Linked DNA regions of Homo sapiens: region 1 is linked to region 2. Evidence: read pairs that join two places in POLR2A ChIA-PET (ENCODE). Cell type or tissue: Panc1. All regions are shown on one strand. Each heading gives the region's core, and the rest is flanking DNA. Links, peaks and the distances in the headings are about the cores only.

Region 1 (5,382 bases), core at 230-5,229, 220 kb before region 2:
AAAACACACATATACATATGGGAGTTTCACAGAAAAAGGAACTAAAAAGGTCTTTTAGTCACATGGAAAGATGTTCAACTTCATTCATAATAAGAAATAAAAATTAGAACTTAACTAAAAGAACTTAATTTGTTTAACCTATGAGATTAGCAAAGTTAGATAGAGTTTGATAATAGTGTGTTATCCTATGTACACAGAGGTACTTTCCTAGAAAAGTAAGTGAAAAAATTGTCCAACCACCATACTAATCACCCTGATTTGATCATCAGACATTATATGTACTACAGCATCACTATGTACCCTATAAACATGTACAGTTATTATGTGTCAATCAAAACATTAAAAATGTTTTTAAAATTTTTAAAGCACGGATTACTTATGCTATTATCTTACATTAGTTTGGGCTACTTTTAAGCTTCATAGAAATGGAATCTTGCAGTTCCTACACTCTTGTCACCAGCTTCTTTTACTTATCACATTGACTGTGATTTATCCGTGTCACTTTATATAATGGGTTTTGTTCTTTTCATTCCATGATGTGAATCTACCACAATTTATCCAGTCAACGGTGAGTGGACTTTTCAGTTGTTTCCAGTTTGAAGCTGTGAGGAATAATGCTACTGTAAATAGTCTTGCACAAGTCTTTTGGTGCACTACATGGTGATGGTTAAGCCAGAGACAGCTAAAGAGTTGTGGAGATAGCTGGGTAGACTACAGATATTAAGAAGGGTGAAGGTAAATAGCCCTAAATTATACCCAAATGCTCTTCATTGCTCAAATATAATAACAATAGCAATAAGTCCAAAAAGTGTTACCCTCAATGGTATGTATCACTTTCAGCCTTGGTTTCATAAAATAGCACATAGTTTTTTAACAAGCATAAGCTAAAAAAAAATGTGCCACTTAATTAGCTTCACAAATGGCTGCCTTGCTGTTTTCTACTTATTTTAGGGTGGATTTGATCTGTATGTATTCAACCCTGAACTTCAGCAATATAAATGACCATGCTTGCCCTTATCCACCTTCTTACAATATGTGACTGAGAGGGACATACCAAGATCGAGGACTAAGGATTTCTTAGGAATGTGAATTCACAGACTGGAAGGCAGAGGGCAAAAATCATCTTAAATCTTTGTTTAAAATACTTTCATTTTAAAATGCTACTCTAAATTGTTTTGTTTTGTTTTGTTTTGTTTGAGGCGGAGTCTCTCTCTGTCACCAGGCTGGAGTGCGGTGGCGTGATCTCAGCTCACTGCAATGTCCAGCTCCTGGGTTCAAGCGATTCTCCTGCCCCAGCCTCCCCAGTAGCTGGGACTACAGGTGCACGCACCATGCCCAGCTAATTTTTGTATATTTAGTAGAGACGGGGTTTCACCATGTTGGCCAGGATGGTCTCAATCTGCTGACCTCGTGATCTGCCCGCCTTAGCTTCCCAAAGTGCTGGGATTACAGGCGTGAGCCACCACACCCGGCCTAAACTGTATTTTTTTTATAATAACATAAGCTTTAAACTAAGACTGATCTGCAGAGGTCTTAACATAAAGGTGTTTGTTTCTGAAGAAAACTTTGCTTCTGAAAAAGTTATTGTATGACATTTCCAATGCAAATAATACCTAGACGCAGAAAACAGCTGCAAAAAATGTCATATATTTAATTTCTTAAATAGCATTTAAAGGAAGAAAAGCAAAGTATTATCACATTCTGATTTGAGAAAAGTAATTGCATGGGTATCAATACTGGAGAGTAGCAGTACCCCATTAGTGCCCGTAATTTTTATTTCTTGATTCTGCTGTAGGAATGTATTTTGTAGGTAAGCTAGACACCAGAAAGACTTGTCATACTGTGGAAAGTGGGAAGTACTGAGAAAATAAATAGTCAAAGTGCTTAGAAACTGCTACTGGGACAAGAAAAATGCACAGGAGTTTCCAGCGATCAGAGAAAGCCAGAGGGTATTTGGATGGATAATGCCCCAACATGATGTAGGTAGAAGTGTTTAAATTTAAGGTAAAGAATTGAGGTAAGTAAAGGCCGGGCACGGTGGCTCACACCTGTAATCCCAGCACTTTGGGAGGCTGAGGTGGGTGGATTACAAGGTCAAGAGATCAAGACCAACCTGGCCAACATGGCAAAACCCCGTTTCTACTAAAAATACAAAACTTAGCCAGGTGTGGTGGCGTGCACCTGTAGTCCCAGCTACTTGGAAGGCTGAGGCAGGAGACTTGCTTGAACCTGAGAGGTGGAGGTTGCAGTGAGCTGAGATTGTGCCACTGCACTCCAGCCTGGCCTGGCGACAGAGTGAGATGCCATGTCAAAAAAAAAAAAAAGAATTTAGGTAAGTAAGAAAGCAAGTTTCTCATTAAGTTCAAATATCAAACCAGGATTGGCTTAAGTTAAGGTTTCCTGAGAAAGACACCAAGTCGTGTTTATTTTTTTGAAATTTCCCTGTACATGTGTCACTTCAAATCACATTTGGTGATATTGGTCATTTAGCTCTTGGAGAGAAACTCATTGTATAGTGGAAAGAGAAAGAAAGAACTGACAAACTTCACTAAAAAACAACTTTATAGCTGAAGGAAGGTGATTAAACGTTCCTGAGCCTCAATTTTCCAATCTATAAAATGAGAATAAATGGGCTAGGCATGGTGGCTCACGCCTGCCATCCCAGCACTTTGGGTGGCTGAGGTGAGAGGATCGCTTGAGGCCAGGAGTTCGAGACCAGCCTGGGCAACATAGTGGGACCCTGTATCTACTCAAATAAATAAATAAATAAATAAATAAATGGAGTTGCTTTGAAGATTCTAAAACTGAGTATATAAAAGTCACAGTAAGTATTTCCTTTTTTTAATTTAATTTTATTTTATTTTATTTTTTGAGATGGAGTCTTGCTCTGTCACCCAGGCTGGAGTGCAGTGGCGTAATCTCGGCTCACTGCAACTTCCACTTCCCGGGTTCAAGCGATTCTCCTGCATCAGCCTCCTGAGTAGCTGGGACTACAGGCCTGTGCCACCACTCCACGCTAATTTTTTGTATTTTTAGTAGAGATGGGGTTTCACCATGTTAGCCAGGATGGTCTTGATCTCCTGACCTCATGATCTGCCCACCTCGGCCTCCCAAAGTGCTGGGATTACAGGCGCGAGCCACCGCACCTGGCCTCCTTCTTTTATTTAATAAAGTTATCTTATTGACCTCTTAAAATATAGAACAAGAAGGAAGGCACTTTCAGGGCTCTGTTTTCTGTCTTTCTCTCCTTTCCTGCTCCGTCTCTCTTCCCTGGTAGGTAAGTTGAAGTGTCCAGGTGCCTACTGCTATCATATGACAGCTGCCTTAATTATAACTTTGGTTTTTGAGTGCGAAACAAATACCGTGAAAGCTGGCTCAGAAACAAAATTTTAAAAATGACAGTGGGAGCAAAAACTATTCTAGCACTTCCTGGTGAATACACACTGTTTAGAAAGGGGTTACACTTGAAGGAACAATGGTGTGTGTCTATACCAGGTACTCAGCATCGAAGGGTAAGATCAAATTACGTAAAAACATACAAAATAACTCTCCTTAAATGAGAAAAGTCTGTATGTGTGTGTTTCACCTATGAAGTCAATGAGTTTAAAAATTAAGACCTACTTCTTAGATAATAAATTTTAGCCTTTAAAAATGGCCTCCTCCCACCTAAATGAACTGTAGTATATAATCACATTTTCTGATCTTAAACGTATGGAAACGATACAGTTTTTAAGAAATCCTTATTTAAATGGATTGTTCTTTTCCCTAAGCATGATGTCAGTCAAATGAAAGAAGAAAATCTCCATCTTCCTAATTGTTACCACCCAAACTTAGTAAGGTGGTCCTGAATTTGAGTCACAATGCTTTAGACTTTTCTTGACATCTAATTTGTATTGTACCAAATAAATTAAATCTAAGTGCATTAAGATATCACCCAACTATTTAAATAGGTTCATTTACAAAGGGCTTCTTTTTGATTCCAAACCAAATTTATCAAATTCTCCCTGGTATCTGTACCTTATCATAGTTTCTCTATTTCTCCTCTTGGGGCCACCAGCCTCTCAGTTACCTAGGATTCCCTTGATTCTTCCCTTTTTCTTGCATTATAGGAGCAATGAGCTACCAAGTCAAACAGCTGTACCAATGAAAGAGGTCTACGTCCAACTGCACCGCTTTCTTCTCACTACCACAGGAATACATTAGACTTGCATCACCTTCTGGCTTGTACCATTTAAAATAGTTTTTTTTCACCAGGAGTTCTGCCTCAAGTCTTTTGCCGACTCCAAGTCATCCCATCATCTCTAGATTATAACCCCTAAAGTGTAATACTGAATTAATGGCTCCCTTACACTCATTCACTCAAAACACCTTCGTGACACCAACTGGACTCCTCAAGACACTTTAATGGCACCTAAACAAGTATTTAAGGTCCACAATCAGCCAACTTAATTCTACATTTTCCGACTTTTCTCCATACCGTGCTGCCCTTTTCTTAACCCAGTGTTGAGTCAAACTAACTGCCCCACATGGGGAACCTATGTGGTACCTTCCCTCCTTCTTCTACCCTTACTGCTTCTTTCATTTCCACCTTCCTTTCCACCTTTCCTCACCAGTTGAAATCCTCATGATGCTTCAAAATTAATATTGTGAAGGATTGCCTGTTCGCTGGAGTTAGAAATAACTTTGCCTTCCTTTGAGCTTTCATAGCACACTGAATTTCTCTTTTCAGATTCACTCATTCATTACAGTTATTTATGTACATATCTATATTTTCCTATTATACATAGGTATGCTCCTCAGAGTCAACATATGCCCACCAGGAGATAATTCTCCATTAGTTTTATGCTTCTGCATATCTTCCAAGCAGAGGTTCTGGCTGCATTGGTTTCAGACTATCTTTTCAAGGATGTTTACAGAGCAAACAATCTTGGAAAACAGAGGTAATGTCTCCCTTCAGAGCAAAGGCAGGTCTGCTTATGGTTCACAGCAACAAAGATTATACCTTCCTTCAGGGCATAGGTCAGGCATGCTTACTGATTCTAATAAAACATCTAGTCTGTCTAAGCTCAGAGTTCCTTCCCCAAAGCACACCCTACTCCATGTGCAGATACCATCTAGCCCTCTTCACATCACACTTTGAGAAATGGCACTCAGGAAATCAGCACAAATGCAGATACTCTGGGTTTTGCTTCTGTAAATAATAAAGTCTTTTGTCTCTGATCCAGGAGTCTCATGTCTTCTGCCAGCACTCCTGAAACTGTGATAGAGAGACTCTAAAGAGGCCCCATGATTCCCACCTCCTGATATTCACGCCCTGGGTGACTAGCCTCCTGTTGAGTCTGAAAAGGAACTGTGACTTGTTTCTATCAGACAGCATATAGC
Region 2 (5,382 bases), core at 218-5,217:
TTTAGAGTGGGTCATTTATAAAGAGTGGAAATGTATTGCTCCAAGTTGGAGAGGCTGGGAAGTCCAGGATCAAGGTGCAGCAGTTTCTGGCGTCTGGGGAGGGCCTCTTCCTCATAGCTGGTGCCTCCTTCCTGCACCTTCACATGGTGGAAGCGGCAAACAGTCTCCCTCAGATGTCTTTTACAAAAGCACTAATCCCATTCATGATGGTTGCGTCTTCATGACCTAATCACCTCCCGAAGCCCCATCCTCTTTAATACCACCATATTGCAGATCATGCTTCCACACATGAATTCTGGGGGGACACATTCAGACCATAGCATCTTCTCCTTTTGTTCCAGCTTAAAGGATACCCACTGTGAGGAATTGTTGTTGTTTTCAATTTTTTTATAGTTATTATTATTATTATTATTTAATTATTTTATTTTCATTATTTTTTAAACTTTTTGTAGAGACGGGCTCTCACCACGTTGGCTGGGCTGGTCTTGAATTCCTGGGCTCAAGTGATCCTCCCACCTCAGCCTCTCAAAGTGCTGGGATTACAGGTGTGAGCCACCATGCCCACACTATTTTCATAATTTTTAAAAAAATGTATTTTTAGAGACAAGGTCTTGCTCTGTTGCCCAGGCTAGAGTTCAGTGGCACAATCATAGCTCACTGCAGCCTTGAACTCTTGGGCTCAAGTGGCTAAACGCCTCAGCCTTCCACATAGCTGGGACTACAGGCACATGCCACCATGCCTGGCTAATTTTTAAAAATTCTTTGTAGAGGCAGGGCTTTTCTGTGTTGCCCAGGTTGGTCTTGAACTCCTGACCTCAAGCAATCCTTCCACTTCAGCCTCCTAAATTCCTGGGATTACAGGCATGAGCCACCACACCTGACCTATGTTAATAGCAATTAAAAACTACTACTTCTCCAGTGGAGTCTGTCTTAGTCCATTTTCTTTTTGTTATTTTTTTTCTCCACACCATGATTCTGTAATAGTTTATTTTCTGTTGTTTATAACAGAATACTTGAAACTGAATGATTTAAAAAGAAAAGGTATTTATTTTGTACAGTTCTGGAGGCTGGGAATTCCAAGGCTGAGGGGCCACGTTTAATGAGAGCCTCCTGCTGGTGAGGACTCTGCAGAGTCCTGAGGTGGTGCAGGGTGTCACATCAGAGGAGCTGAGTAGGCCAGCTCAGGACTCTCTTCCTCTTTTTACAAAGCCACCAGTTCCAGTCCCATAATAACCCATCAATCCACGGACTGGTTAATCCATGAATCCATGAATGGATTAATCCGTTCATGGAGGCAAAGCCCTCAAGACCTAATCACCTCCAAAAGGCCCCACGTCTCAATACTGCCACATTGGGAGTTAAGTTTCAACATGAGCTTTGGAGGGGACATTCAAGACACGCAGGGCCCCACACCTTCCCCCTACCTGTTCCCCTGCCTCCTACCTTCTCCGGATGCCTAAATTGATGTCATGGGCCTCAAGCCTCCCACAGTGTCTGTGGTCCCAGCTACTTGGGAGGCTGAGGCAGAAGAATCGCTTGAACCTGGGAGGCAGAGGTTGCAGTGAGCCGAGATTGTGCCACTGCACTCCAGCCTGGGTGACAGAGTGACACTCTGCGGAAAAAAAAAAAAAAGCAGAAATTTGAGGATATCACTGCAATAATCACTAAAGTCCTCAATATTGATAACAATTTCACTTAGACCTAGTATAGTCTGTCACGATTTTCAAAAGAGATGGCATTGACCCATGTGGCCTATCCCTATCTAGCTAGAGCTCATGCTAATCAAGTGGGAAATTGCCATTCGGAAATTAGCCTGAGCAGGAGAAATCCTCTCCCAAACACCAACATCTTTCCGCAAATGTACACACAGAACTTTCACCCCAGGTTCATCAGTAATGCCCATCAATTTGTTGCATCAACCTGGTTCCACCCTGTACCTGCTCACACATCTAGCAAGCTTGGATTAAGTGTCTGGAAAGTGCTGGAGTCAAGGATTGAAGCAAGAGCTGGTGAGCACAGAGAGGAGAGCGAGCAGTCCAGGGGAGCCAGGGAAAGCCGCACCGAAGGCAAGACTTGGCTGAGTTCTGAAGAATGAATAAGAATCTGTCAGGAGACAGAACAACCTGGACAAACCGAGAGGACATTATGCCCAGTGAAATAAGCCAGGGACACACAGACAGATGCCTGCATGATCTCACTTACATGTGGAATCTAAAAAAGTCAAACTCATAGAAGCAGAGAAAAGAATGATGATTACCAGGGGCTGAGGGTGGAGGAAATGGGAGATGCTGGTCAAAGGGGACAAAGTTTCAGTGATAAGATAAATAAATTCAAGCCGGGCACAGCGGTACGTGCCTGTAGTCCCAGCTACTCAGGAGGCTGAGGCAGAAGGATCCCTTGAGGTCAGGAGTTGGAGTCGAGCCTGGGCAACCAAGTGAGATCCCATCTATGAAAAGAAAGATGAATAAATTCTGGAGACCTAATGCACAGCTGCTGACTAGAGTTAATAATTCTGTACTGTATACTTGAAATTTGCTGGCTGGGCATCATGGCTCACACCTATAATACCAGCACTTTGGGAGGCCAAGGTGGGAGGACCTCTTGAACCCAAGAGCTGGAAGCTGCAGTGAGCTATGATCGTGCCACTGCACTCCAGCCTGGGCAACAGAGTGAGCCCTTGAAGAAAAAAAAAAAAGAAAAGAAAGAAAGAAAAGAAAGGAAGGAAGGAAGGGAGGGAGGAAGGGAGGGAGGGAGGGAAGAGAGAAAGAAAGAAAGATTTGCTGAGAGAGTAAATTTCAAGTGTTCTTACCACACACAAAAAAATTTTAACTAGGTGAGGTGATAGAAATTAAAAACTCACTTGATTGTACGATCATTTCACAATGCACACTATATCAAATCATCACATTATATATGTTAAATTTATACAACTATATTTGTCAATTCTACCTCAATAAAGCTGAAGAAATCAATAACCAATGAAAGAGTTTTAAGTGTTAAACTAAAATGGTGTAGAAGAGGATAGAAAAAATTTTGTTACATTTTTCTCACACATTATTTAATTATTGCAACTAAGATGCTCCAATTATCACTCTTAACTAGTCTTATTTTTTGTGTGTATGTGTGGGGTTTTTTCTGAGACAGGATCTTACTCTGTCTCCCAGGCTGGAGTGCAGTAGTACGATCATATCTCTCTGCAGCCTCCAATTCCCGGGCTCAAGCAACTCTCCTGTCTCGGCCTCCCAAATGGCTGGGATTATAGGTGCAAGTGACTGCACCTGTCCTTACTGTTTTGTTTAAATTACAGCATTTGTGTAACAGAAAAGTAGATCATACAAAATAATATGCAATTTCAAATAAACACCCATTTTTTTTCATGAAATGAAATAAAATTAATGTGTCAGGAAGAGAGTTAAGAGGACCTTGGGCAGGGATGAAAAGCCTGGAATGGTGAGGGGTGACTGCATGGGAAAGGACCGGAAGTACAACTTGCCTGGAGTGTGGGGTACCCGTGCCTGAACCCCACCAGCAAAGCTGCAGAGGTCTGGGAGTGTGAGTCTGTAGGGGAAAATATAATAACCTTATGTGCCATATTCAGGATTTAAGGAGTGGGGACTTGACTTTGTAGGGCTTCAGAAAACCCATGAAGATTTTAAGAATTTCCACTTAAATAAATTACATCATCAACAGATTAGAGAATAGACTTTTCTTAGCCTGTTTGGGCTGCTATAAGAAAATACAGTTGAGCCTTGAACTGTATGGGGGTGTTTGGAGTGCCAACTCCTGTGCAGTAGAAAATCCACGTATAACTTTTGACTCTCCAAAAACTTAACTACTAATAGCCTACTGTTGACCAGAAGCCTTATGTAGTAGTACGTTCTGGCATTGCTATAAAGAAATACCTATAAACAAAAGAGGTTGGCCGGGTGCGTTGGCTCACACCTGTAATGCCAGCACTTTGGGAGGCCGAGGCGGGCAGATCATGAGGTCAGGAGTTCGAGACCAGCCTGACCAACATGATGAAACCCCGTCTCTACTAAAAATACAAAAATTAGCTGGGAGTGGTTGTGCACACCTGTAATCCCATCTACTCAGGAGAATCGCTCGAACCCAGGAGGCAGAGGTTGCAGTGAGCCGAGATCGCACCACTGTACTCCAGCCTGGGCGACAGAGCAAAGCATGGCAGCATCTGTTGGCTTCTAGGTAGGCCTCGGGAAACTTACAATCATGGTGGAAGGTGAAGAGGGAGACAACATGTCACGTGGTCGAGGCAGGAGGAAGAGAGAGAGGGTGAAGGTGCCACATACTTTCACACAATCAGATCTCGTGAGAACCCTATCATGAGAACAGCACTGGGGAGAAGGTGCTAAAGCATTAGAAACCGTCCCCATGATCAAATCACCTCCCACCAGGCCCCACCTCCAACACTGGGGATTCCAACTGAATATGAGATTTGGGTGGGAACACAGATCCAAACCACGTCACCTTACCCATAACATAAAGCTGATTAACAAATAAATAGACCAGTATCTATATAGAATTTATGCATTCATGACATAGCTTTTTCTTAATTTTTTCAGTATTTTTTTTGCCTATATTTGCCATATAAGCTACAGCAGTTTGCAAGTTTTTTCAAATTATTGCAAATCTCTAAAAACTTTTTCAATAAATTTATTGAAAAAAATCTACATATCAGTGGACCCAGGCAGTTCAAACCCATGTCATTCAAGAGTCAACTCTACTATAAGCTAGGTAGCTTATAAACAACAGAAATTTAGTTCTGGAGACTGGGCTGTTCAAGATCAAGGCACCAATAGATTGGTGGCTGGGCGCGGTGGCTCACGCCTATAATCCCAGCATTTTGGGAGGCCAAGGTGCATGAATTACTTCAGGTCAGGAGTTCAAGACCAAACTAGAGAACATGGTGAAACCCCATCTCTACAAAAAAATACAAAAATTACACGGGCCTGGTAGTGGGTGCCTGTAATCCCAGTTACTTGGGAAGCTGAGGTGGGAGAATCACTTGAACCTGGGAGGCGGAGGTTGCAGTGAGCCAAGATAGCACCATTGCACTTCAGCCTGGGTGACTGAGCAAGACTCTGTCTCAAGAAAACAAAGAAAGATTTGGTGTCTGGTGAGGACACACTTCTTGGTTGTCATAGACAGTGCCTTCTCATTGTGCCCTCACATGGTGGAAAGGGCAAGGCAGCTTTCTGAGGACTCTTCTATAAAGGCACCGATCGCATTCATGAGGGCTCTGCCCTTCTGACCTAATCACCTCCCAAGGGCCCCATCTCCTAACACCATCACCTTGGGGGTTAGGATGTCAATGTGCGTATTTCAGCAGGACACACTGAGGCCCACGCAAGGGGAGAGGTTGGT

The links. Peaks named below come from ENCODE experiments on the same cell type or tissue, not always from the same donor. Only the 100,000 strongest peaks of a DNase experiment are listed, where the experiment ranks them.
Region 1: POLR2A ChIA-PET joins it to region 2 with 8 read pairs; 3 of 35 experiments call an interaction of 5 or more read pairs at or near these places.

What each region holds. Positions count from the first base shown.
Region 1 is chr6:10,122,403-10,127,784 of GRCh38, forward strand. All of the region lies in intron 1 of LOC124900218 (a long non-coding RNA gene), which reads right to left. It also overlaps the pseudogene OFCC1. Among named protein-coding and RNA genes, the nearest start is that of TFAP2A-AS2, 280 kb to the right of the region's middle. In Panc1, for the core only: no CTCF peak of the experiment used is centred there; no DNase peak of the experiment used is centred there.
Region 2 is chr6:10,342,374-10,347,755 of GRCh38, forward strand. No RefSeq gene overlaps it. Among named protein-coding and RNA genes, the nearest start is that of TFAP2A-AS2, 59 kb to the right of the region's middle. RefSeq lists an enhancer at 4,815-5,382. In Panc1, for the core only: no CTCF peak of the experiment used is centred there; no DNase peak of the experiment used is centred there; H3K27ac peaks cover 357 bases.